Regions from separate parts of the Mus musculus genome. Here region 2 is linked to region 1. The links are chromatin loops, found by intact Hi-C in ENCODE. Cell type or tissue: left cerebral cortex. All regions are shown on one strand. Each heading gives the region's core, and the rest is flanking DNA. Links, peaks and the distances in the headings are about the cores only.

Region 1 (12,210 bases), core at 2,053-10,052:
AAGTACATAACATACTGCCTACCCTCAGTAATCACATATTAAGCCAATGAACAGAGGAGGCTTGGTGCAAGTGCTTTGTCCTAAGGCAAAGTTCATGGAAGCACAGATGGGCAAAGATCTCTTGGGCATCTAGTAGCACCTTTTGGTAACACTCCATCTGTGCTCAGTGATTTCAGGGTGGTTTGCAGAGGTAGACCTTTGCTGTGTAGCACACTTATGCATATCTTTTGTATATGAGTGATACATTTTATCATGTTCATCAGTCATTTTAACTTCACTGAAGCACCTTGCACCCTGCTCTTCCATTTGCCTCTGTATTCCATTCTGTTCCCACTCACTTTTCTTCCCCATTTTGGATCTTTCTTTCTTTCTTTCTTTCTTTCTTTCTTTCTTTCTTTCTTTTTTTTTTTTTTGGTTTTGGAGGCAGGGTCTTGCTATGCAGTCTGAACTGGCTTTGATCCTCCTACCTGTCCCCACAGTGTGAGCTGTCACATCCTCGCACCTGGATGAAACAATGGCCATCTGGAGTGTGTCCTGCCACCTACCACAGTGCTTTCCTTTCTGGCTGCAGGCTTGGAGCACTTGTGGCTCTGTACACAGCTAGCTTATTTCAGACCTGGTCTTTTGTCTGGTCTTTGTGGACACCCTTACTTTGATGTCTGTGGGGGCTGTGCCTCAGCTCTGGCTTTGTAGCCAGTGGGGGCTGGAATCTGGCATTTGGGTCTTACTTTGGCATACAGATCACTAATGAGCCTTTCCCTTAGAGAAGTGTCCAAAGCGTGTGAAGTTCTGATGTCTAGGTGTGACTGTGTCCTTCTCAGGACCTGTCCTGCTTTGGCAGAGCACACACCCTTGAGCCACATCTTTGGTCTGTGCATGGTTCCCGAGCCTTACCTACCAGGCTCATCTCATCTCCTCTTGATGGAGTCCACCAAGGACATGACCCTCTTCATTCATCATCTCTGAAGATGCCTCAGGCCAGGCAGCGATGCCTTCTAGCCACAGGTGCTCTGCAGCCTGAGCTTTTTGTAGACAAGTTAAACTTGCCCGTGTTTCACAGGAAAAGCTCAGTAACTTGGAGATCAACTCGTTTGCACAGGGCCCAATGTTGGGTTTTAGGTTGAGGCTGGAAGGTACATTGTTGTTGGTGCTACTGCTGAGGTCTGTGATCCCACCTGTCTCTCACTTCAGCTTGCAGGTCTCGCCCCTGCTGATCAGATCCCTGTCTACTGAGAGCCCTGGGCTGCATCTTACTTGTTCATCACTTAGAGCCCGACCTTGGGCTCCACACCTGGTTGTGGAGCTCTGCCTGTCTGTCAGTCGTGAGACCTGCGCCTGTCTCCCGTTCCCCTTGTCTTCTGGGTCTCATGTTTGGACTTGAATCTTACATGTGGTTTGAAGCCTACAACAGGGCTCTTTTGCTTTGGCTTTCAGGGTCTTTCTGGGGAGGGGCTCTGGGGTGTGTGTGTGTCGAACTCAAGGCCCCGAGCATACTAAGCAAATAGTCAACCACCGAGTTACATCTGCTTTGTTTTATTGAGATGTGAGACCTTTCTTTCCTTACATTTGTTGTATGTGTGCGTGTGTGTGCATGTGTGTGTGTGTGTGTGCATTATACACGCTTTATGGTATGTATGTGGAAGTCAGAGAACCTGTGGGAGTCAGTACTCTCTTTGCATTTTGTGGGTCCCGGGGATTGAACTCAGGCCGCCAAACTTGACTGCAAGTGCCTTCACCGACTGAGCCATCTCACCAACCTGAGAGTTTTTCCATAGAGCTTAGGCTGGCATTGAACGCGATGTGTGGCTCAGCTTGGCCTTCAGCTTAAAATAAACCCTCCTGCCTATGCCTCCTTAGTGCTGATATCACAGGTGTATACAGGCATGCCAGCTGACTCAGTCTTATACCTGATCGTCACTTTTCTTCCTTTTTTTTTTTTTTTTTTTTTTTAAAGATAAAATGACTTTGGAAGTATTTGCTACAATACTTTACGGAGCCTTTAATTTTTTATTATTTTTTTTATTAGATGCTTGTGTGTGGGTGGTCAAAGTGTGCCCTGTTCTTTAGACCTATTGAGGTCACTGCTGAGATTTCACAGGAGACCTACTTTCCAGTCAGACTGCTCCACAGAGCCCTGTCCTGACTGTTATCAGTCCTGCCTGCATGTTAAGGGGATGGACAGAGCCTAGGTTCTGGGGAAGTCATACATGAAGGTCCCCAGTTGACCCCAGGAGACTGGGGACAGGATTCATTGTGTCCCCGCAGAGCAGTTGCATGAAGTTATAGGCAGATGCATTGCTAGGGAACAGAAAGAGACCATAGAAGAGGAGATGTAGGAACACATGGCATGTCAGTGTTGAACGGGCCCGGCAGTGAGGAGTGAGGCCGAGGCAGGAGAGCTGCCGAGCCCTGCCTGTTCCTACTGGGAACTGTCCTGTAATGAGGCCTCTGAGTTGCCAAGGGCCATAGGCCTAGGTCTGATCCACATGAGTGCAAAGGTGGGGATCGTGACATAGAAGCCAGGCCAGAGTACGAAGGAACCTTTTCTTGACTGTTGGTACCAGTGGGCTGACGGAGGTAAGGCAATCCCAGGACGGTTTTTGTAGGACGACTTTTTTTTTTTTTGTCAGTGTGACTTATATCCCTGAGTTTGTGCCAGGCTTTGGGAGTCAAGGAAAGCCACTGAGAAGGAAGTGAAGGGCCGGGATGTTGCTCAGTGGTTAGAGGGCTTGCCTTGTGTGCATGAGGCCTGGGCTTTGTCCCTAGCAGAGAAAAAGGGAGAGGGGGAGGGGGAGAAGAAGGAAGAGAAGAGGAGAAGGGAGAGAAGGGAGGAAAGGAGGGAAGATGGTGAAAGACCCTGAAACTCTGAGGGCCCTGGACTCAGGTGACGAGGAAGACCTGGGTTAATGGGAGGAATTGGTGACATTCCCCAAAGCTGAAAAGGTAGAGGAGCCACAGTCCTCTCGTGGGTGCTGCTCACTGAGGCAGAGTTGGACATCCTGCATGTTAAAAGGTGTTAGGAGAGCCCAGTGGAAACCTTGAGCTCAGAATGCCACCGATAGGCCCTCGCGCACGGCATTCCTGGGCTTGTTAGTCACATCAGACAATGGGTAGATGACATAGGCTGAGACCGTGCAGACCATGAAAGACCGCGGTAGGCTGGAGAAGCTGTCCAGGAGGTAGGATGCCGAGGGAAGGGCTCCTCCAAAGAATCAGGTCATCCCAGGGGACCCCTGCGTCCAGCCTTGGTGAATGCCACAAACAAAGGCCAGTTCTCAGCGGCTCCCAGTTCCTGGGGCAAGATCGAGTGTCTTAGAGTAGTGGATGCTGTGAGGTGACCATGCTGTGGATGCAGCCTGAGCAGAATGTGATTGGCCAGTCAGCTACTGGGTGGCAGTAGCCAGAGATGGGTGTGCAGAGGTGCCGTAGACAGGTTAGAATCAATCAGATTTTCACCCTGCTGGGGTTTCTGTCCTGGGGAGGGGGGCTCAATGTGGGTTGAGCTCTTCCCCAAGATGGGGGCGGGGAACAGACACTGATTCCTTGGCCACTCCTTCCTGTGCATACCCTTCCTTGGGCTTTTCCCCTAGGCCTCCCAACATTAGCAACACTGGTGGAGTTTTTGAGGTATATGACTGGCTCTCTCTCCACTCCCAGTCTCCTGGGCACCTTAGAGGCTAGGTTGCCCTCAGCCCAGGCCTCCAGGTCACCCTGCCAGGAAGGCAGAATTTGGTGCCATTCAGACAGCTGTGGCTACTTGTCCTAGCTTAGGCCTTTTGGACCCCAGAGCCTCCCCACTGCACTGTCTTATGGCTGTCTTGTCCCCTCCGGTTCAGCAGTAGACTGCTGAAACCTAACCTTTGGGGCAGGTCTTGCTTAGACATTTGTTCAGTGATACAGATGCCCATGCTCGGGTCAGCATGGATTCAGGGGGGAAAGCAGCGAAGGTGACATTGCCTGGCCTTGTTGGGCTCTGTAGGTGGCCAGAGTCTGACCTCACAACTGTGCTTCCAGCACTGCCTCCCCGAGGACCTCACCGCCTCACCTCTGCTGCCCACTGCACTTTGCCCCAAAGCCAGGATGGCTCCCCGAGGCCAGGTTCCATGGGACTGAAAGTTTCTTCCGGAGGCTTTGTCTGCCTGTTCCCTTGTATAGCCCTCAGATGTTCCTGGAATCTTTGTGTTGGTGGCACTGGTTTGGCTTATCCGAGCAGCTCTGCCCTGGGTCTGAGCAGTTGGGAGGAAGCCGTAGGGATGGATGGCTGAGGAGAAAGCTGCTGCGAGTGATCGAAATGAGGTCTCTAGGGAAGGACTGATCTTGCACGGTGCAGGGGAAAAGTTGAAAGTTGCTTCAGGGAGCATGCTTGCTAGCTTGCTCTTCTCAGTGATGGATTTCATCACCTCACAGCAACAGCTTGAGGAAGAAGGATGTACTGTGGTTCCTAGTTTCAGAGATTTCGGTCTCCGTGGTGGCTTGGCCCCCATTGCTGTTGAGCTAGTCACAATAGGGAAGGCTCAGTGAATCATTTCCTGGCAGCCAGGAAGCAAGAAGGGAAAAGAGGGGGCAGGAATAAGACCATCAAGTCATGAAGTCATTGATGTTTGTTGTGATCATTATTTTGGGGGGTGGGGCGTTAGGGACAAAGTCTCAACATGTAACCTTGGCTGGCCTGGAGCTTGCTTTGTAGACCAGGCTGGCCTTGAACTCAGAGATCTGCCTGCCTCTGCCTCCTGAGTGCTGGGATTAGAGGTGTGCGCCACCGCCACACCCGACCCCAGTCAGTGTATTCATTCATAGATTAGGGCAGCCCTCTCATGATCCAGTTACCTCTGTGATCCACCACTATACCTTCTGAGTGCAGACCTTTTAGGGGGAATATTGCAGAGCCAAGCTATGCAGCAAGGAGAGGGGCACGTTGAGGGGACTCCTGCTGGTGTGGGGTTCTGGGCCAGGTGGGTAGAAACTTAGGCCATCCTAAGGGAGAGGACGTTGCGGGGGTGAGATGGCCACTGGAGAGAAGTCGGTCAAACGTTAGAGTGACTATCAGACTGCAAGGCACTGCTAAGCAACACTTACGGTCTGCACCTTATGCTGGAGGGAGCCATCGAGGCCACTCCGGGGCAGGCAAACCAGGTGCCTTCTGTCCAAGCTGTCCTGGGTATTTTCCGTTCCCCAGTACCTCTGCAGTAGACGGGCCTTTCCTTCTGAGTTCCGACCTCCATAGAGCGTCCCACAGGGGTCCCTGAACCTGGCTGCCCATTGTGTGGTTGTGACTGAAGGCATTGTGGGCCTGGCCTGCTAACACTCTCTCTCATTGCTCTCTCCTGCCCATCTATCTGCATGTGGCTGCTCTGTCTAGCTGCGCGGTGGTCCCGAGTGCCGGCTGTGTAAGTGAGCATGCCCATCCCATGCCTCTCGCAGTCCACATGCTGTGCCTGGCTGCGCCCCCTGGCTGCTCTGCATGGCTGTGTGGGGCTCTGGTGCTACTGACAGCTACTGAGGCAATCCTTGGACACAGTGAGGGGTCGAGATGGGGGATTGGGTGGGGGTGCTATGGGAGTAGGCTTCCGGTAGAGCAGCCGCGCTTCCGGTAGAGCAGCCGCCTCGGGCTGGCCTTCCCTCCAGCCAGGCAGGCTGGGGCAGGGCTGGAAGTCCAGGATCCTGGCAGGTGAGGCTGGGAAGCGAGGTACCATCTCTCTGCCTTGTGTGTCTGCCTGTGTGCTACTGCGTTCCTGTGAGCACCGCTGCATGTCCACAGCACATGTAGTCTCCATTGCTGCTGTGGTGTGCTCTCCTGTGCAGGGAGACTCTCTTCCTGTTACCGTGTTCTGTTGCCTTGCACCTCCTGTGGGTGTGAGCCCCGCCTGGTGTTTGTCTTCCGTGTTCATGGACCTGTCACGTCTTGTGCCACTGCCAGCCTTTACCATGACTCCGCCGTGCCCGAAACTGGCCTGGGTTGCTCTGGGTCTCTTCAGACTTGAGAGCAGTATGCGGGGAGTGGTGAAGATATTGTTCAAATTTTATAGTCCAGAGCATCTGTGGATGGAACCCACGCCCAGAGGCTGTGTTAGAGGCTGGCAGGGTGGGGCAAGCAGCTTCCGTCCATGAGAAAAGTTTCCTTTGGTGAACTGCCCTTGGGGCCTCCATGGAGCGCAGTGTGTGGGGACAGTCTTACTCCTTAGAATCCAGTCAGTTTGAGAATCCCCCAGAGCAAGGCACTGGTCCTGACCTGACCCAGGATGTTTGTGTTTTCAAAAAGAATGACCACAGGATATTCCTCCAGCCCTAGACCTCTTGGCTCTGCTGCCCTCTCTGTCCACTCCGACTTTATTTTCCATCCCTCACCTGGCCCTCACCCACTCTCCCTCCGCAGGCTCTTCAGCAGCCTCGGTGAGCTGAGCACCATCTCAGCGCAGCGCAGCCCGGGGGGCCCGGGCGGAGGGGCCTCCTACTCGGTGCGGCCCAGCGGCCGGTACCCCGTGGCGAGACGAGCCCCGAGCCCAGTGAAACCCGCATCGCTGGAGCGGGTGGAGGGGCTGGGGGCGGGCGTGGGAGGCGCGGGGCGGCCCTTCGGCCTCACGCCTCCCACCATCCTCAAGTCGTCCAGCCTCTCCATCCCGCACGAACCCAAGGAAGTGCGCTTCGTGGTGCGAAGTGTGAGTGCGCGCAGCCGCTCCCCCTCACCATCTCCGCTGCCCTCGCCTTCTCCCGGCTCTGGCCCCAGTGCCGGCCCGCGTCGGCCATTTCAACAGAAGCCCCTGCAGCTCTGGAGCAAGTTCGATGTGGGCGACTGGCTGGAGAGCATCCACTTAGGCGAGCACCGAGACCGCTTCGAGGACCATGAGATCGAAGGCGCACACCTGCCTGCGCTCACCAAGGAAGACTTCGTGGAGCTGGGCGTCACACGCGTTGGCCACCGCATGAACATCGAGCGTGCGCTCAGGCAGCTGGATGGCAGCTGACGCCCCACTCCCTCTCCTGTTCCTGCTGCGCCCTGCCGGCAGGGCCCCCACCCCTACTCCAGGCCGCAGGCTCGGCTCGCCCCCTACCACGGCGCCCGGGCCAGGAATGTTGCATGAATCGTCCTGTTTGCTGTTGCTTGGAGACTTGCCCTGTACATTGCTTAGTGCCCTCCCCTGCCGCTGAACCCCACCCAGCACACAGTAAGGGCGCGGACCAGGGGGGCTGGGTGGAAGGGGGTGGGGGCAGGGTGCTCTGGCCTGACCACTTCCTCCATAGCTCCTGGTGGCCATTCTTCCAGAGGGGGAACCTAGTCCAGCATGCGAGGTCAGGACACGCCTTGGTGACTCGGGGGGAGGGGGGAGACATTGGGGTTCTCGATAGGGGCCAAGGAGCCCCCTGTTTTACATATTTTAATCCACTCTATATTTGGAAAGAGAAAAGGAACAAATATCTCTGTCCGTAATAGTTCCCGCCCTCTTCCCCTCTAGTCCTCTCGCTGGTCCCGCCACAGCTGCCCAGTCTTCCATCTCTGGCCCCTCACTGCCACCCCATACAGGGCAGGGGACACTCCAGCTGGCCTGGGGTTAGCCAGGGTCCTGGCAGCCCACCCTGGGGACCCCGGCTCAGCCCCCCTTCCCTCGCTGAGCTATAGTATGCCCCACCCACCCTTTAGGTGCTGCTCAGGGGGACGGGTGGCAGGCATTGCCTGCTGGGCACTAGCAGGGCCAGGTGGCCTGGGAAATTATTGCCCTGGGGCTGGGCCCCGGTAACCCAAACCCCAGCCATCATCTTCACAGGGTCTCTCCCACAGGAGGGGTCTAACCTTTCCCACTTCTTGGGCAACTACAGCAGAGAAGCCTCCCTGCCTCGCACCCCAAAGACTCCCCAATTCCTGCCCTGTGTGTGTGTGTGCGCCACATAATGTGTGTGCACGCCTGTGTGCTTGTGAAAACTGGGTGTGGCTGAGCGCATGGGTGCCCTGTGTGTGCTTGACTGTGCAGTGGTCCCCAGGGGCTGTTCTGGATGGGTGGGAGGTGGCGGCAGAAGCTTGCACAGGGTGCATGCATGGGTGTGTGCCCGGGAAGGGGCCCTGTCCTGCTGGTGGGTCCTGCTGTTCTCTCAGCCTGTCCCCTCCTCCCCAAACCTCACCCAGCTTAAGCAGGGATTCTTCGTGAATCCTTTCAGCTTCGGGAGGCCTCAAGGGCTCCCCCCGCAGGCAGTACCCCTTCGGGCTTCTAAGGGAATTGTGGGGACCACTAAAATCAGGCCACAACAGCCCTTGGAGAGAGGCAAAGACTCCTGAGGGTCCCCTGGCCCCCTTACTGTGACTCCTCACACTCAGCAATGACCTGTGGGGTGGGGGGCCCTGGGGCATTTTTAAACATCGGGTTTGGAGTCTGGACTAAGCTCCATCCACGTCACTCACAAGTTTCTGTTTCTATTTCTAGCTTTTTTTAATAAAAAATAAATAAATAAATAAATATATAAATAAATATATATATATATAAAAGACAGAAAACAGGTGTTTTCATGGCCCAGGGGCTTGGCACGCCGGTCTGTGCCCACCTGCCCCACCCTGGCCCATCGGCCCCATTCCTTAGACACAGAGTCACACCCACTAACCCTCTCACCAACAGAGCAGGTCACACACACAGCAGCAGTCACTGTAACAGACTGCCACATACACAGTCTCACATTTACCTGTGGGTTTTTGGTTCTGTTCAATTTGGGTTTTTAACTTTACAGGGTCAGTTCCGCTTCTCCCCCCCCCCCTTTTGTATGGAGTTCCATCTGGGGGGCTTTCAACCCCCTGCTCCAGTCCTGAGGCCTCCTGACCCTGACGTTGTGATACACCCCACAGAGATCTATGTTTCTTATATTATTATTATTAATAATAATTATTATAATATTATGTAATAAATTTATAAGAAATGAAATCATGTCTCAGTTTGTGCTTGCTTAGGGTTAGGGAGTAGGAGCTGTCCCTCAGGTACCACAGATCCACAGCCTTGGCTCCGTGTGCCTTTAGACTCCGCAGTGTCTTTGGAGCAAGCCTTTCTAGACGTTCTTGCTACACTGACCTCCTTCAGTTTGCTAGACCCTGGCTTGGGCTTTCTGCAGACTTTTTAGTACCACACTTTTTTTTTAAAAAAAAATATTTTTAATGTCTAACTATGTCTGCGGAAGCGTATGATGTACGTGTGAGGGTGCCCTCGGGAGGTAGCCAGGGTTTAGGCAGTTGTGAGCTTCCCCGATGTGGGTGCTGAGAACCAGCCTCTGGCCCTCCGCGAGGACAGCAAGTGCTCTTACCTGGCTGAGCCATCTCTCCAGCTCTCCCGGTAGTGAGTGACCTCTAGACTGATGGTCTCCTGGGATCCCTGTCACGGTTTCATCTTTGCTTTCTGGGGCTGGGGCTGGGACCCAGGCTGGGACTTTACCACTGAACGATACCCCCACCCCCACCCCCCACCCCCCACTTTTAAAATTTCCAGCGGTGTCTAGTTGTTTAGAAAAGCAACTTTAAGTTTCAAACCTCATATCCCTTTCTGGGTGCTGGTCCTCCCCTGCTCACTTCCCTTGGGTGGTTTCCCACCTCCATTCCTACCTTCTGCTCCTGCCCCCACCAGATGACAATTGAAGCTGGTGAGGGCCCCCCTTATGTCCTTCTAGCCCCTCCTATACTTTCTCCCCCTGCTGTTCCCAGCTTTGCTATAACCGCACCCACTCCTCCCCTTACTATGGCAGCCCTTCAATGCCCATTATTCCAGGGGGCCCACCTTGCTCTGCTTTTCTCAGAGTCCAGGTTGGATCCTCAGGGCTCCAAGTATGGTCTCCAATTAGAGGGAGATGGATGCTTCTCAGATCGAACAGTGTCTACTCCCTTAAGGGTCAGAACCAGCTTCTCAGAGATGCGGGGTCTACCTTTTTCCTGTTTCCTCTGAGCCAGGAACAGACCTGACCTTCAAGAGCATGTTTATAACAATGCCAGCAGCCAGCCTTCACCAGCCAATCACATAGCAGGGGGAAACCCACACTTTGTGACTTTGGTAGGGGTGGCTAGCCATGAGCACAGCCAGGTGAGCAGGCAGGCTAATTGCTACCCAACAAGAAGTTGGAGAGAGAGCCAAGGGATCAAGAGATGTAACAAGCTGGAAGGGAGGGGCTTCAGAGAAGGCAAGCTGGTTGGTGGGTGGGGCGTCAGGAATACAGACCACAGATCCTGATGCTCCAGAAGTTATCCCAGAGTCAAGGGTGGGGCCGGGGAGGAGCTGGTTAGCAAAGTGGGGAACAGAAGTAACCCTGGATAGCAAGGCATGCCTTTGGCCTTGTCCCCCAGGGAAAGCAAGTGCCTGAGGTGACGTCAAGGAGCAGGTGACATCTGGTGCCCTGTGCTTCCTTGCAACTTAATTACGAACTTAGACCTAGCTGGGCTATGCACCTCACAGGTCACCGTAGCCCCAGGGTAGGTATCAGGCTTGTAGCTGCTTCTAGAACTGGAGAGGGCTTATTCTGCAGTGTTGACGACACTGGGTCTCTAGACTCATGCTTCCTGAATAGTTTCAACTAGGTGACTCGTCTTTGATTTTAAAGTTTATTCTCAGCACATTCACTGTACACTTGAGTCAACAAGGCCCTGATGCCACAAAATGGTACACATAAACATTTAAAATGGACATTTAAATAATTCTCCTGGGTTTACATAAAAGTTCTGGGAACCACATTTCTCACAACCACCCGTAATGAGATCTGACGCCCTCTTCTGGTGCGGCTGAAGACAGCTTCAGTGTACTTATGCATAATATTAAATAAATCTTTGGGCCTGAGCGAGCAGAGACCGAATGAGTGGGGTTAACTGGAGCGAGCAGAGCTCCTAAGGATTCAATCCCCAACAACCACATGAAGGCTTACAACCATCTGTATAGCTACAGTGTACTCACATACATAAATAAAACTTTAAAAAGACACTGGGGTAGGGAATATTAATGTTCTGTTTGACAGATGTGGAAAGTGAGACAGAAGCAGCAGGAGATGTCTGTTAGACAAACCCTGTCTATTTCTGGAAACCCTGTCAGGCAGTGTTGGGCCACTTGCCCCCTTATACCAATCGAAGAGATGGGTAGTGGTGGAAAGGAGAGAATGCAGATTTAATCGTGTGGCATATTGGGAAGGGGAATCAAGTCAGACATGAGCTTTAAATAGGGCAGGAGGCAAGAAGTATGTATATGAAGCAGTCCAGGGTCAAGTGTAGCTCTACTGAATCACTGTCTCAAACTTAATTTTTCTGAGGTAGCAAAAGAAGTCCTTATTGCATGAGGGAAGCAATGTAAAGATTCTCACAATGTTATGATTCCAGCTTTAGGGAGTAGCCTTTACCACCATAGGCAAATGCTCTCCCTTCATGAGTTATCTGTTTGCAGGGCTCTGCTATACAAAGCATCCAAAGTGGCTGGAGGTTTAAAACGATGGCTGGAGACGCTAAGGGGCCCTTTTTGGGGTCCGTAGCAGGATACTATAAAGCTGACAGTAAGAGGCTGGGAAGATGGATCAGTGGATCAAGAATGTGCCTTGCAAGCAGGAAAGACCTGAGTTCCAAACTCCAGAACCCATGTAAAGCTGGACACAGTACCATAGGCTTATAATCCCAGTTCTTCTACAATGAGAAATGGGGGCGGGGCAGGGCAGGGCAGGGACACGTGATTTCCCAGCTTGTTCCCTGGCATTCACAGCAGCGAACAACAAAAAGACTCTTTTGGACAAGGTAGAGGGCAAGGATTGAAGCCCAGGATTGTCCTCTGATACTGAAAACGTGCAGTGGGGGCATTTGAGTGGGCATACACAGGAATATTCAGGTACACATACACACACACACACACACATACACACACACACACACACACACACACACACACACACAGAGAGAGAGAGAGAGAGAGAGAGAGAGAGAGAGAGAGAGAGAGGGCACATGCACACAGCACATGCACACACACACACACACACACACACACACACACCAAAGTCTCAGTGAATATTTGAGCCTTCAGCCTTAAAGGCTGATGGATATGAGAGAGGTGGATATCAGTGGCTTTAGACGCCCTGATATCCCTATGGGCAGAGTTAGGCAGGGGTCTGACCTAAAACAAACAGACATAGAAAATGAAGGCAGGTATGCTAGGCTTCTATTCTGCTTTAAGTTACTCTGTGGGCCCAAGAGAGGAGTCAGTGCTTTTTAGCAAAAAAAAACCAAAA
Region 2 (12,210 bases), core at 1,606-9,605, 57 kb before region 1:
AGAGCATACAAGGGGTGGACCTAGGTCTCAGCACAGTTGTAACAGCTATGCAGCTTGGTCTTCATGTGGGTCCTGAACAACTACAGAGGGAGCTATCCCAAAAGCTGTTGCCTGTCTATAGGATATGTTCTTCTAGTTGGATTGCCTTGTCTGGCCTCAGTGGGAGAGGATGTGCCTAGCCCCGCAGAAACATACTGAGGTAGGGGCAGTGATCGGGATGTAAAGTGAATAAATTAATTAAAAAATGATCATTAACACACACACACACACACACACACACACACATATGGTGAGAGAAATAGATATATAGATATATTGATAATAGATATATAGATACAAATGCTCACACTGGTTTTCATTTTTAATGCTTAAAAACATGTATAGTATATATTAAACCTTAAAAAATTTCAAACGATTTTATGAGTTTTGTGCTTAAACTTTATGTATTTGCACTGAATACATGCAGTGCTTCCTGAGGCCAGAAGGGGGCATCCGAACCACTGGAGATGGAGTTACAGATCCTTGTGAGCCATCCTGTTGGTGTTGGGAACTAAACTGGGTCCTGTAAATGCTCTTAATCACCGAGCCATCTCTCCACCCTTTGTTTGTTTGCTCTGTTTTTGTTTTTGGAGACAAGGATGGTCTGTGTAGCCCCGGCTGTCCTGGAACTCACTCTGTAGACCAGGATAGTCTTGAACTCAGAGATCTGCCTGTGCATCACCAGGCCTCCCTTGCTTGGTTTTTTTTTTTTTTGAGATGTAATTTCATTATGTAGTCCAGGTTGTCCTAGAAAATCCTAGGATTTTCCTCCTTCGGCTTCAAGATACAAGGAAAATCTTCACAAACTGCACAAAGACCAGTATTGTCCAGACCATCTTTCCTGGGTCATAATGCAGGTAGAAATCATTAATAGCTCGTCCACAAACTATATAGTCTCCATTTGAAAATGTAAACAAGCATATTCTTGTAACCCCCGACCAAAAATATATAACAGAAAACTAAAAAATGAAATAAAAATATTACATATCAACACCTATAACTCAGACGACGAGTGGAGATTACCCATGCTGAATGTTTGTGAAGAACTTAGAAAAAAAAAAGAAATGAAACACAAGAAGTGAATCAGATAACTATCAGATAAACTCAAAAGCAATGTAGAGAAAAACAAAGTAGCATAAAAAAAGAGCTGAGCAAACCCAAAAGCTCGGAGGCTGACGGACTGATGGCGGTGAGTTTGAGGAGGCCTGGGATACATCGCAAGACTCTCGCTCAAACATCGAAGAGCAAAAAGCTGAATCTTAAGAGATTCTTATTCCTAGAGGAAGAAAAATCAGACTCAAGATGAGATGGAATATGAATATACCTTTAGCTATGACATAATCAGGAATAATAAATACACACATGCACGTGCGCGCGCGCGCGCACACACACACACACACAGAGTGGGGATCTAGACAGCTTATAGTCAATCAATTTAGCACTCAGAGTTTCACCTACTCCACAGTGAGGAGGTCTGAGCAGAAGTTGGGTGTAGTCTTCTAGGGGATGGTTTAATCTCCGGCTTACTTAGACAGCCAACAAGCTGAGCTGCACTGTGTACCAGGGCTTGGACACAGCAGAACCAGAGAGGCTAATAAGACCCGTCTCTACAGGGGGCCCACCTTCTGGCAGGGAAAGACAGATGCTAAGCAACAACAAAAAGGCATCACAGTGCCTTGAAAGACAATGGCAGCCTTACAAAAGAGAAAGCAAAATCTGCACAGAAGTGAGCAATCGGCAAAGAAGCACGGGGTGAGGTGGGTTCACAAAGGGAGAGATGCAGCCTGGGAGAGGAAAGGCATCTTGGAGATGGCCTGGGTGAGCTGAGTAATAGGAGGGAGAAGGATGCTTGCAGGAATGATGGATGGAAGGAAGGAAGGGATACCCACGGATGTGGGAGAGAGGCAAATTACCTAGCAGACAGAGGAACCGACAGGGCCAAGCAAGGTCAACCAGAGGGCCAGTGGGTACGAATGGAAGTATGAATCACAGGCCAGAGTAAACTTAGGGTGTGGATGTGCTGAGCATGGAGATTTGGGCATCTCCAGGGGATGCTTAAGTAGTGGACCCATGGAAGTGGCCTGGGGGCAGCTGCAGGAACAGGGGGCTGAGGACGACTGCTGTGTATTTGCTCCCAATCCCATCCACATGCCCTGCACTCGTTACAAATCTTTCTCCACCCCCAAGTCTTTTGAAGCTGTGTAACCGAAAGTGCACCAGGAGGAGGGGAAGAAGTGTGTGGCTAGCCAAAATAAGATCTTTCCAGAATTTTGGCCCTGGTGAAAGGAAGGAATAAGCAAACCACCCTGGCATTTGAAGGTAGGGCCAAGGCAGTGTCCTGTCACCTTCCCTGGGAGATAGGGGGTCAGATGGGCCTGAGGGAGGGCAGCTGGGGCTGCTCAAGTGGCTTGGGAGAGGTAAGGAGGAACCTGAAGTTATCCTCAACAAAATAATTGCTAAAACACCTCTATCCTATTAATTAGCTCTCCAGGAACCCATTGGGAAAGACACCCATGTGTTTCTGGGCATTGTTACTGTTGTTGTTTAGCAGGGAGCAGGCTGGGGCACTGTGAGATTCACTAAGAGTGGGCCAGGCACTGTGCAGGCCACAGGCTTGATGTCACCCTGGGAGTGTGAAGGCTAGTTGGGGCCAGAGATGGGGGTCAGTCTGCAGGTAGCTGGTTAAAAAAAATACTTTCTCCCCCCAAAGCTTGGCAACAAAGATCAAACATAATTAGATTCACTCAGCAAGGGAGGTCAGGGGAGGCTTAAGGGCTCCCACGAGGTCCAGTTTGGGATAGTAAGCCTGAAAGGGTAAGACCCAGGGCTCTGGGTCCATTCAGGTCAAGGACATGTCTACAGAGTGCCCAAGGCTGGCCAGCTGCCTGATTGAGGACATGGGATTCCTCCACTCCTGTCTTATCACTGGTGATCTCTAGCCATCATTTTCCACCAGCAGGCAGCTAGTTTAGGGGAAAGGGGAGCTGGAAATAAAAGATGGGTGGAGATTTTGATGGGAGGGACTGGGTTTAGCCAGAGGGAGTTGGGGCAGGGGTCAAGGCGGAGAGGAAAGAGGCAAGGGAGGAAGATGTTAGAGACTCCAGGGTCAGGAAGCAGAGTTTCCTCTCTGGGTTGGAACACAGGAAACCCAGCCCCGAGCTTCCCAAGGTGCTTCCTGGAGATAAGGGAGACTCTTTCCTCTCCTGCTCCTCTGACATCCTGCCCTAAGCCCTAGGGTACCCTAAGTTGCACCACTCAGGCACACCTTGGGAGGGGCTTGGAGGTCAGAGCCTACTGGGGCTTCACTTCCCCAAGCACGGAGGGGTCCACCCAGGCTTGAGGGTAGCAGGGAACAGACGTACAGAGGCACTGGAGACTCAGCTCTGCCGGGTAAGCGGGTTTTTTAAGGGAGGTTCTTTAGGGAGAAGGCTCTCCCTCAAGGGGTAGGGATGTGGGAGTGAGCCAGGTGGTCCATGGAGGACAATGCTGTGTGGTTGCGATTGGTCAGAGAGCCCTATATGGAGTCATGAAACATTTTGGGAAAGTGGAGGATCCGTGGGGGAGTGCAGGCTGTTCTGGGGGGGGGCAGTCTAAGCCAATCACTGTTCTGTGTGGGGTGAGGGCATTTCTGAGGTGACCCAGGTGGTCAGGGGGTGGGATCTGGGGAGGCTCTATCGTGTATAGGACCAGGGTAGTCCAGGGTTATTCCTGGGATGCGCAGGAATAGCCAGTTTTGTGGGCGATCCAGGGTTGCTCACGGAGAAGGTAGGAGAGGCTGTGGCTAAGGGGATGCTTTCTGCCACTGGCAGAGTTCCCGGCCAGGCTGCTCCACAAAAGCTGTCCAGTTTGTGCCGCCACCGATGAGTGGCTCTCTGGGGCCTTTAGGGGGTGAGGTGTAAGTCTAGGTATGCGGGAGAGTGCAGTGGAAGGCAGTAGACACTACCGAGTAGGGCAATTCATCCATTCAGGGGCTACACCTTTCTGGGCCTTGGGAGCTAGGCCCCCGTGCGTTGGGCACTTCCGAGGCAGCGCCGGGCTAAGGCTGGCACGCCACGCGGGCGGCGCCTGAGTTGGTTCACTCGCAGCGCTCCCCTCCCCGCCCACTCGTCACCCCCTCCCGCGTTGCCACGACAACGTGTGAAACTAAAATTCAGTTCCCCGCCGCAGGTGGAGACTAGTGGCGCCCCCTCCCCTAAGCCTTTCCTCGTAGGTCGCGCCCCCAGCCTGCTGTCGCTAAGGTGACGGGGAGGGGGCGACCAGCTGCAAGGTTGGGCTACCCAAGGTGCGGGAGGCCCGCAGAGTCCGGACAGACTCCCCAAACTCGGTTGTGGTGGGGGCCGAGAGGAACACCCTGGGCGCGGTTAGAAGGGTTGGTCTGGGGGGAGCTCCCGTGGACTGCAGCTCCGCCCTGCTCGCGCCTGGGGTTTGCAGCCCTCCGACTCCCACCCAGCACCGTGCTCGGGTGACCCCACCACCTCCTTGGGGTCTGGAGTGGGGTCGGCAGACTGGGGAGATTTCCACCCCGGGTCACCAATTTTCCTGCTTGTCTCTCCCTCTCAGTCGGCCTGTGGGTCCTCTTGCCCCGACGCGTTCCCCACCCAGCTCTAGAACCCTCCGTCACCCCAGTACGGTGGTCTGCGACGCTCGCCTGCAGCGGAAGCGCGGCGTGCCATCCCCCCGCTGTGTCAGCCACTCCCCCTCGACAGCCAACCCCCCCCCTCTTCGGCGCGGGCCCCCGGCCCCCGCCCTCTGCACCACACGCCCACGCCGCCCCGACCCCGCGGGGGACCCCAGTTTCCCGGCCCCGGGCTTCCCATCCCCGCCTCCGGCGCGGCCCCCTCCCCGCCTCCGCTCCGCTCCGGGCTCGGGCCCCCTCCCCCCGCCGCCCCCGCCCCCGGGGAAGGCAGGCGCCGCTCGAAGCCGGGGCCGATGCAGCTAAACCGTGCCGCCGTCGCCGCCGCCGCTGCGCCTGCGGAGCCCCCGGAGCCGCTGTCCCCCGCGCTGGCCCCGGCCCCGGCCCCCCCCGGCCCCCTCCCGCGTAGCGCGGTCGGCGGGGCTCTTGCGGGGGGTCAGGGGGGGCCAGGGCGCCGCGCGGAGTCCCCGTGCGCTCCTCTCTCCGCCGGGAACAGTCCGGGCCCGGGCGCTAGCACCGGGATGGACGGCCCCGGGGCCAGCGCCGTGGTCGTGCGCGTCGGCATCCCGGACCTGCAACAAACGGTGAGCCTTTGCGATCTCGCCGTACCCCTGTGTGGCCCGCTAGCGGTGACCCCCGCCGGGCGCGCCCTGCGCCAGGACCCCCGGCCGTGGCCACTCGCCCCTCCCCCGCCGCCTCCGCGGGACCCTCCCCATCGCCGGGGCGGGGCCCTGGAAGCCCAGCCCCGGGGCGGGGCCTCGGCCTCTGCGCGGTGGCGCGGGGTCCCTGCTCTCGCTCCCCAACTAGCCCTCCAAAGCGGGGCCCGGGGCGCGGGGCCCTGCGCCCGCAGGTCCGGGCTCACGACTCGCTCCGCTGCAGAAGTGCCTGCGTCTGGACCCAACCGCGCCCGTGTGGGCCGCCAAGCAGCGTGTGCTCTGCGCCCTCAATCATAGCCTTCAAGACGCGCTCAACTACGGGCTATTCCAGCCTCCCTCCCGGGGTCGCGCCGGCAAGTTCCTGGATGAAGAGCGGCTCTTACAGGACTACCCGCCTAACCTGGACACGCCCCTGCCCTATCTGGAGGTGCTGGGCCGACTGGGGTGGGGGTGGAATGGAGCGCTCAGGGTGTGATCTTTGAGCTCCGTGGCTGGAGCAGTAGAAGGGCAGGCCGGGAGGAGTTGGCGACAGGCGCGGTGGGGGGCTGTGTGCAGCCTGAGCAGTGTGCTGAGAGACCGAGGTGGGTACACCTCGAGTGCAGTGGGCAGGGTGAAGTGCAAGCTGCCTGTGTGGTAAGTGGTGTGTTGCAGCTTAAGCATGGAGAAACAGTGTGAGCGCCGTGTGTAGAGCGCTTGCAGCGAGCAATCTGGACAGCACACAATGAGCACATGCATGCCACACATGCACTGCACTCGGGGCGTGTGTGTGGTGCGAGCGGTTTAAGAGTGAGTGCGTTAGGGGTCATGTGGTGCGAACAGTGTCACTTGTGTGCACATTTGCCTCCTCTTGCCACTCACTCCCATGTCTTCTGAGGTTAGCCCAAAATAATATTAACACCATTTGTGACATATAAAGGTGATTTGAGTGCCATTCCATAGGGACGGAGACCTAGTCTCAATAGGAAGGGCTCGTCCTGTGTGTGTGTGTGTGTGTGTGTGTGTGTATACACCAAGGTCAAAGTTGGTCTGACCCTCATGGAATTTCCACCAGGAATTGGGTTATTTCTACTTGGAGTGGAAGTGTCTAGGAGAAGCTTAGTTTCAGATCTTGGGAGAGCAGTAGAGTTTTCCAGGTCCCAGTGGTGGAAATGAAGCTGACTTGAGCTGTGGGCCCACCAGGCCATTAGTTGGCCAAGTACTTCTCTGGACTGCCCATCGTTTCTGGGTAGTAGGTGGTCAGTAGCTGTCACTTCATTTCTGTCCACTCTGTACGTGTGTGTCTGGGACTTGCATGGCTGTGCGGGAGTGACACTGTGGGCAGGAGGGAGGCAAGCAGCCCGAGGTGGTAGCCACCTCTTGCTCACATGGGCCTGTGTGGTAGTCTTCTCCCCACCTTTTCTTTATCTGAGCAGTTCCGATACAAGCGGAGAGTTTATGCCCAGAACCTCATAGATGACAAGCAGTTTGCAAAGCTACACACAAAGGTAAGGAGGCAGTCCCTGGAGGGGACTCCCCATGGCCACTGACTGTCCCCATGCTGGCTTGACCCAGCCTGCTTTTCCCCCCAAGTTGATTTCAGGGCCTGAGCTGGAGCTGGGCATGCTGGGTGGGCACAGGCTCCATGCCCATGGCTGGTCCAGTGATAGGTTGCAGCTTAATCAGATATTGGCTGGTGTAGGGGTGAGAGCCTTGTTAGAAGCTTGGGGGCTGGGGGGGGGGCAGGGCAGGGAAGCCAATAAGCATCCAATGTGTTGGCTCTGAGAGGGCAAGAAGTTCTCTATATAAGGAACACAAAATTAGGTAGCTCATGAATTCTCTTCCAGGAGGGATTTGCTACACATTTTACAGGTGAGGCAGAGGGCTTGAGTCACCTGCTGTGACTGCCCGGTGAAGCTGGCTCAGATCTGTCTGACTAGGTAGGCCCTGTGGCCTGGGTACACTTAACCTGTATAGTGTCTTTGCATCTGGGACCTACTCCCAGATATAGAGTATAGGGCCTGACTCTATTCACTTTCTTTTTGAGGGGGTACTAAACCCCTCCTGGGTGTCCAGGGGGCAAGGTGGGTGTCACAGCCCCTTTCCAACTCCCCCAGTTCTGTGGATCAATGGGAATTTGTTCATGGGATACTTTCTTGATGGGCTCTGGAGTATAGGGAAAGGTCTTTGTGACCCCATCTGTGGTCCTAGATCCTTACGCTTACTTGAAAGACTTTCCTGCTGCCCCAGGACAGGTGACAGTCAATGGCCATGGCTCTATGCTGGGTAGAGACCATGTCAGAGAGGTCTTTGTCTCTCCCTCCACCAGCCCTTGTGTGACCCTGGCACCCTGGGTTCTCCAGCTCTTTTCTCAGGTGCCCGTAAGACATGAGAGCCACTTGCCTTTCAGAAAGTCATTTGGTTTTAGGATGGACCTGGACTTCTGACTGCAGCCCTGTCCCCTGGCTTGCCTGGGGTCCGGCTATCCCTAGCTCTCTCTGTTACCTTGGGGCTGGCTAAGGTCTTCCTAGAGGATTTGCATAGCTTCTTGTAGGGTTTGAGCACCCTGACCCATGATGCTGGTCCATGAGGCACCCTTTTCTGTCTGTGGTATAAGCTGCTTGTGAATGCCTGGGCTGGGACTCCTTGCCCTGTGTGGCTGGCACCTGTACCACCAGACAAGGCCAGTCAGTGAAACTTTGCCGGGTGAAGGACTGGAAGGCAAAGTCATGTCATAGGTGTGCCAGGGGTGTACCATGGGATGTAGGAGGAGCTAGTAAGATGGGGTGGAGGAATGAGACCAGAGTTGTTAGGATTTGACACCTGTCAGAATGGCCTCAGTGTTCTTTTAGGCTGAGGGAAGGGACTCAGTTGGCCCGTGACCGGGGTGACCAGGCTGGGATGTGAGAGTGACCAGGCTCAGGATGACACTGTTGAGGGTCTGCAGGGAAGGGATTTGAAAGTACACGGGTCCAGCCAAGCTGGAATGAGACCTGAGGTAAGAGTATAGGGTTGAGGATGAGCAAGCTAGGTGACAGGTTAGACACATTGGGGTTAGGGACAGGTGGCCTGGAGCCTGCTGGAGGATGTCGGGTGATGCTAGGATGACCCTAGCTTTGGCACTCAGCTGACTTGGATTGCTCATGTTCTAGGCAAACCTGAAGAAGTTCATGGACTATGTCCAGCTACACAGCACAGATAAGGTGGCCCGCCTGCTGGACAAGGGGCTGGACCCCAATTTCCATGACCCTGACTCAGGAGGTGAGGAGAAGAATGGGGAGGGGCTGTGTTTTTGACCGGCTGGGACCCTAACCTTCACTTATGTCCCATTCCAGAGTGCCCTCTGAGCCTTGCGGCACAGTTGGACAACGCCACTGACCTCCTGAAGGTTCTCCGCAACGGCGGTGCTCATCTGGACTTCCGGACCCGAGATGGGCTGACAGCCGTCCACTGTGCTACCCGCCAGCGGAACGCAGGGGCATTGACGGTTAGTGAGGGCAGGACCCTGGTCTGGAGGGACTCAAGGCAGAAAGCTGGGATGGGCATGGATTTTGAGGTGCCTTAACCCTCAGACCCTGCTGGACCTGGGGGCTTCGCCTGACTACAAGGACAGCCGCGGCCTGACGCCCCTGTACCATAGTGCCCTAGGGGGCGGGGATGCCCTCTGTTGCGAGCTGCTTCTCCATGATCATGCACAGCTGGGGACCACTGATGAGAATGGTTGGCAAGAGATCCATCAGGTGAGCAGGGGGACCTAGGCTGGGGTCCAGGCTGTATGTAGGTGGTCCTGGCCTCTGTCTGGGATACTTCACACTTCTCTTCTCCTCAGGCCTGTCGCTTTGGACACGTGCAGCACCTGGAGCACCTTTTGTTCTATGGGGCCAACATGGGTGCTCAGAATGCCTCGGGAAACACAGCCCTGCACATCTGTGCCCTCTACAACCAGGTACATCTTGAGTCTTACCCCTCTGTGGGCTCACTTACATTTTCTGTATGTTGTAAAAGGGTGACTCCATGTGTGGATAGGATGCGCCTGCACCTAGGTGACTGAACATCCCAGCTCGTGTGACACTCCATGTGTAGGTTCTGTGCCCGGTCTGGTTACTGGGTAGTAGTTCCTGGGTGGCCCACTTAAAACACATCTGTTCTCTGAACACACGTATGTGGCAATATATCCCCATGAATGTTCTTAGCATCTAGCTCTCAGATGAGAGCTACTTACATAGGTATGCGCTGACGAGTTTGTATGTGTGAGTGATTCTTGCCCCCTGTACACCACGTGTGTGTCCTGCCATGGCCTAGCCCTCCCTTTTCTGCTGCCTGGTGTGATTGCTGCTGTCTCCTGACAGGAGAGTTGCGCGCGCGTCCTGCTTTTCCGTGGTGCCAACAAGGACGTCCGCAATTACAACAGCCAGACAGCCTTCCAGGTACAGGCTGAGCCCGGGGCGGGTGGGGGGCGGTTGCTTATGAGTCCCTATTGCCACTTGACTTTGAACCTTGACTCTTCTTCAGAGGGCAAAAAGGGAGTGCTCACTCACTTTCAGGACTGCCACGGAAGGTGGTTTTATGAGTGGGCTAGTGTGGTGCCCAGAATGTGAGGGAGGGTTTGGTGTGGTGGTTCCTCCTGCCATGGAAAAACATCCGATGACTCCAGAAATCTGGGAAAGAGCCAACTGGAGAGGGCAGAAAGACAGGTGTGGTGGGCCTGACTCCCCAGAAGCAGAAAGGGGTGCGGGGAACAAGGCTGAGATGGGTGTGGTCTGTACTACACCTGACTTGACCCAGGTTATAGTTCTGAGCTGTTTGTCAGCCAGGCTGGTTGGCACTGGCTAGCCAGGTAGCTATCATCTCTGCGGCCTGGAGTTTTGCAGGAGTTGAAGGTGTCGTGGGGATTCATGAACCTTGAAAGTAGCAGGGAAGGGGGTGTCTGTTATTCTTAGTTGGAGCAGAGGCCCCCTGAGGATGTCAGAAAGGCTATGTCTGGGAGTTCGAGGCAGGGGATGAAGGTTTGAGCACACCCAGAAGTAGATACGCCCGGACCTATTAGCTGTCCGGATTTGGGGGACTCCGGAAGAATGAGGGCTGAAAGATATGGGGCTGAGACTGAGATAGGAACTGTGGCTGCATATAGGGGCAGATAAAATGTTCTACCAGTGTGAGCAGATCTGTTCATGTTTTAACTCTAAGCCCTGTGTCCCAGAAGCACCCCAGGACTTAGGCGGATAACGGTAGTCGGCCAACCCTAGTTACTGGCATCCTTGTCTCTTGTCTTTAAGAGGTGAGGTCCCAGTAGACATTTTGGCTTGACTTGAGAGGAGAGTGGCTTTGGGAGGATCCCAAAAGTAGGAGCAGCTGGGGTGGGATCAAATCTGGGTTGCTGAGCCTCCTTCCTTGACCTCCATGTCTCCCCCCGCTCTCCCAGGTGGCCATTATTGCAGGGAACTTTGAGCTTGCCGAGGTAATCAAGACCCACAAAGACTCCGATGTCGGTGAGTTCTGCCCCACTCAGCTCCTTCCTCGAGGTGCTGTGCTTGTCATAGGCAGTGGTGGTGTAACAGGACCCCAATATGTCAAGACCGTTGTCACCAAGTGACCTCTGCTGACACAGGAAATGAGATGAAAAAGAGCCTGTGTGGACTGAACAGAATTCTTGGTCAGGGCCTGGAGCAGGTCTGGGCTCTGGGCTGGAAGAGCCTTGGGCCCAGCAGGGCTTGGGCTTCCCATTAGGTGCTAGGAAGGGTCTTCTGAGACCAGGGGGTGGTAGATCTCACTCCAGCCTGGAACATGGCTGGGGTTAGCTTCCTATGACTTTCTATGTGACAAGATCCCATGAACATAGCCGACGAGAAAAAAAAATCACAGGGGTGTGGATGAAGACCGACGTGGGGATAGGCTTGTGGCTGGCGACTTGGCCAGCAGGTTTGAGCTCCCAGGAGGCAGCGCTTAAAACAAACTTGGCATATGTGGAAGTCCTAGCAGGAGAGCCAAAAGATGCAAGGCAGAAGGGTCAGCCTATGTTTCTGTGTATGTGTGCGCGTATGTGTGAGGCGGGGTGTGTGTGTGTGTGTGTGTGTGTGTGTGTGTGTGTGTGTGTGTGTGAGTGAGTGAGAGAGAGAGAGAGAGAGAGCTTCTGGAGCCAGGCTGGTTCGCACTGGGTATAGGTGACTAAGTGTGCAGGGTACTGTGGGCCCCTCCTCCACTAAAGCAAAGCCTTCTAGCCATAGGGATCTCTTAATGTTCTGGTAGGCTTTTCTGCCTGTGGCTCTTTCTGGAACACAGAGCCCCAGGCTTCCCTTTCTTCTGTGAGGATTACTTGAAGTGTCCCCATTTTTTTTTTTCAGTGACATTGGGCAGCAAAAGGCTGAGGCTGGCATTAATCTTAGAACATTCCTCCGTTTTCTGTCAGTCTGGCCTGGGGGTTCATTTTTGGATGGGGTTAAGATTAAGGTCAGTTTCATGTTTAGGGCTCTTCCTTGAGCTGCTCTCTGCTAATAAGGCTTGGTTACGAGCTCCTTGAGCCTTGCGAGGTGGGGCCGTAATGATGGTTGTACCGAGCGTGGGTGGCTTCCCCAAGAGAGCTGAGTGACTTCATGATCCGTGGTACAAAGCTGGGTCCAGGTTCATGCAGAAAGAGTGGGGGGGGGGAATAGCTGGGTTGATATAGGGGCAAGAGAGAGGTGCAGTTTGAGTGGGGGTGAGAGTATTAGTGACAGTGTTTTCTAGGACCACCCTGCTGTGGATCTTTGGGGGGTCTTGTTTCATCTGCTTGTCTAATCGTGAGAGAACTGTTAACAGTGCGGCACCTCACCACGTCATAGGTGAAATAGAGCATCTTAGAGTTATCGAGTCTTCTTTCACCTTGGTCTTTTATAGCACTTGATCCTGGCAGGGTTTGGGTTCTAGGAA

Evidence for each region. Peaks named below come from ENCODE experiments on the same cell type or tissue, not always from the same donor. Only the 100,000 strongest peaks of a DNase experiment are listed, where the experiment ranks them.
Region 2: a loop joins it to region 1, with 5 times the contacts of the local background. A loop is called at or near these places in 2 of 42 quality-filtered maps.

The regions. Positions count from the first base shown.
Region 1 is chr15:89,551,362-89,563,571 of GRCm38, forward strand. Shank3 (SH3 and multiple ankyrin repeat domains 3) reads left to right here. Exons shown (of 22, transcript NM_021423.4): 22 at 6,374-8,900. The coding sequence ends at 6,962. Among named protein-coding and RNA genes, the nearest start is that of Gm36221, 11 kb to the right of the region's middle. In left cerebral cortex, for the core only: CTCF peaks have their summits at 5,452 and 8,176; DNase peaks (open chromatin) are centred at 5,424, 5,904 and 8,130.
Region 2 is chr15:89,494,664-89,506,873 of GRCm38, forward strand. It overlaps Shank3 (SH3 and multiple ankyrin repeat domains 3), which reads left to right and starts at 4,945. Exons shown (of 22, transcript NM_021423.4): 1 at 4,945-5,256; 2 at 5,552-5,755; 3 at 6,741-6,812; 4 at 8,457-8,565; 5 at 8,640-8,791; 6 at 8,877-9,044; 7 at 9,134-9,250; 8 at 9,654-9,731; 9 at 10,727-10,793. The coding sequence starts at 4,969. In left cerebral cortex, for the core only: a CTCF peak has its summit at 4,076; DNase peaks (open chromatin) are centred at 3,533, 3,862, 4,084, 4,927 and 3 more places; H3K4me3 peaks cover 3,566 bases; H3K27ac peaks cover 3,687 bases.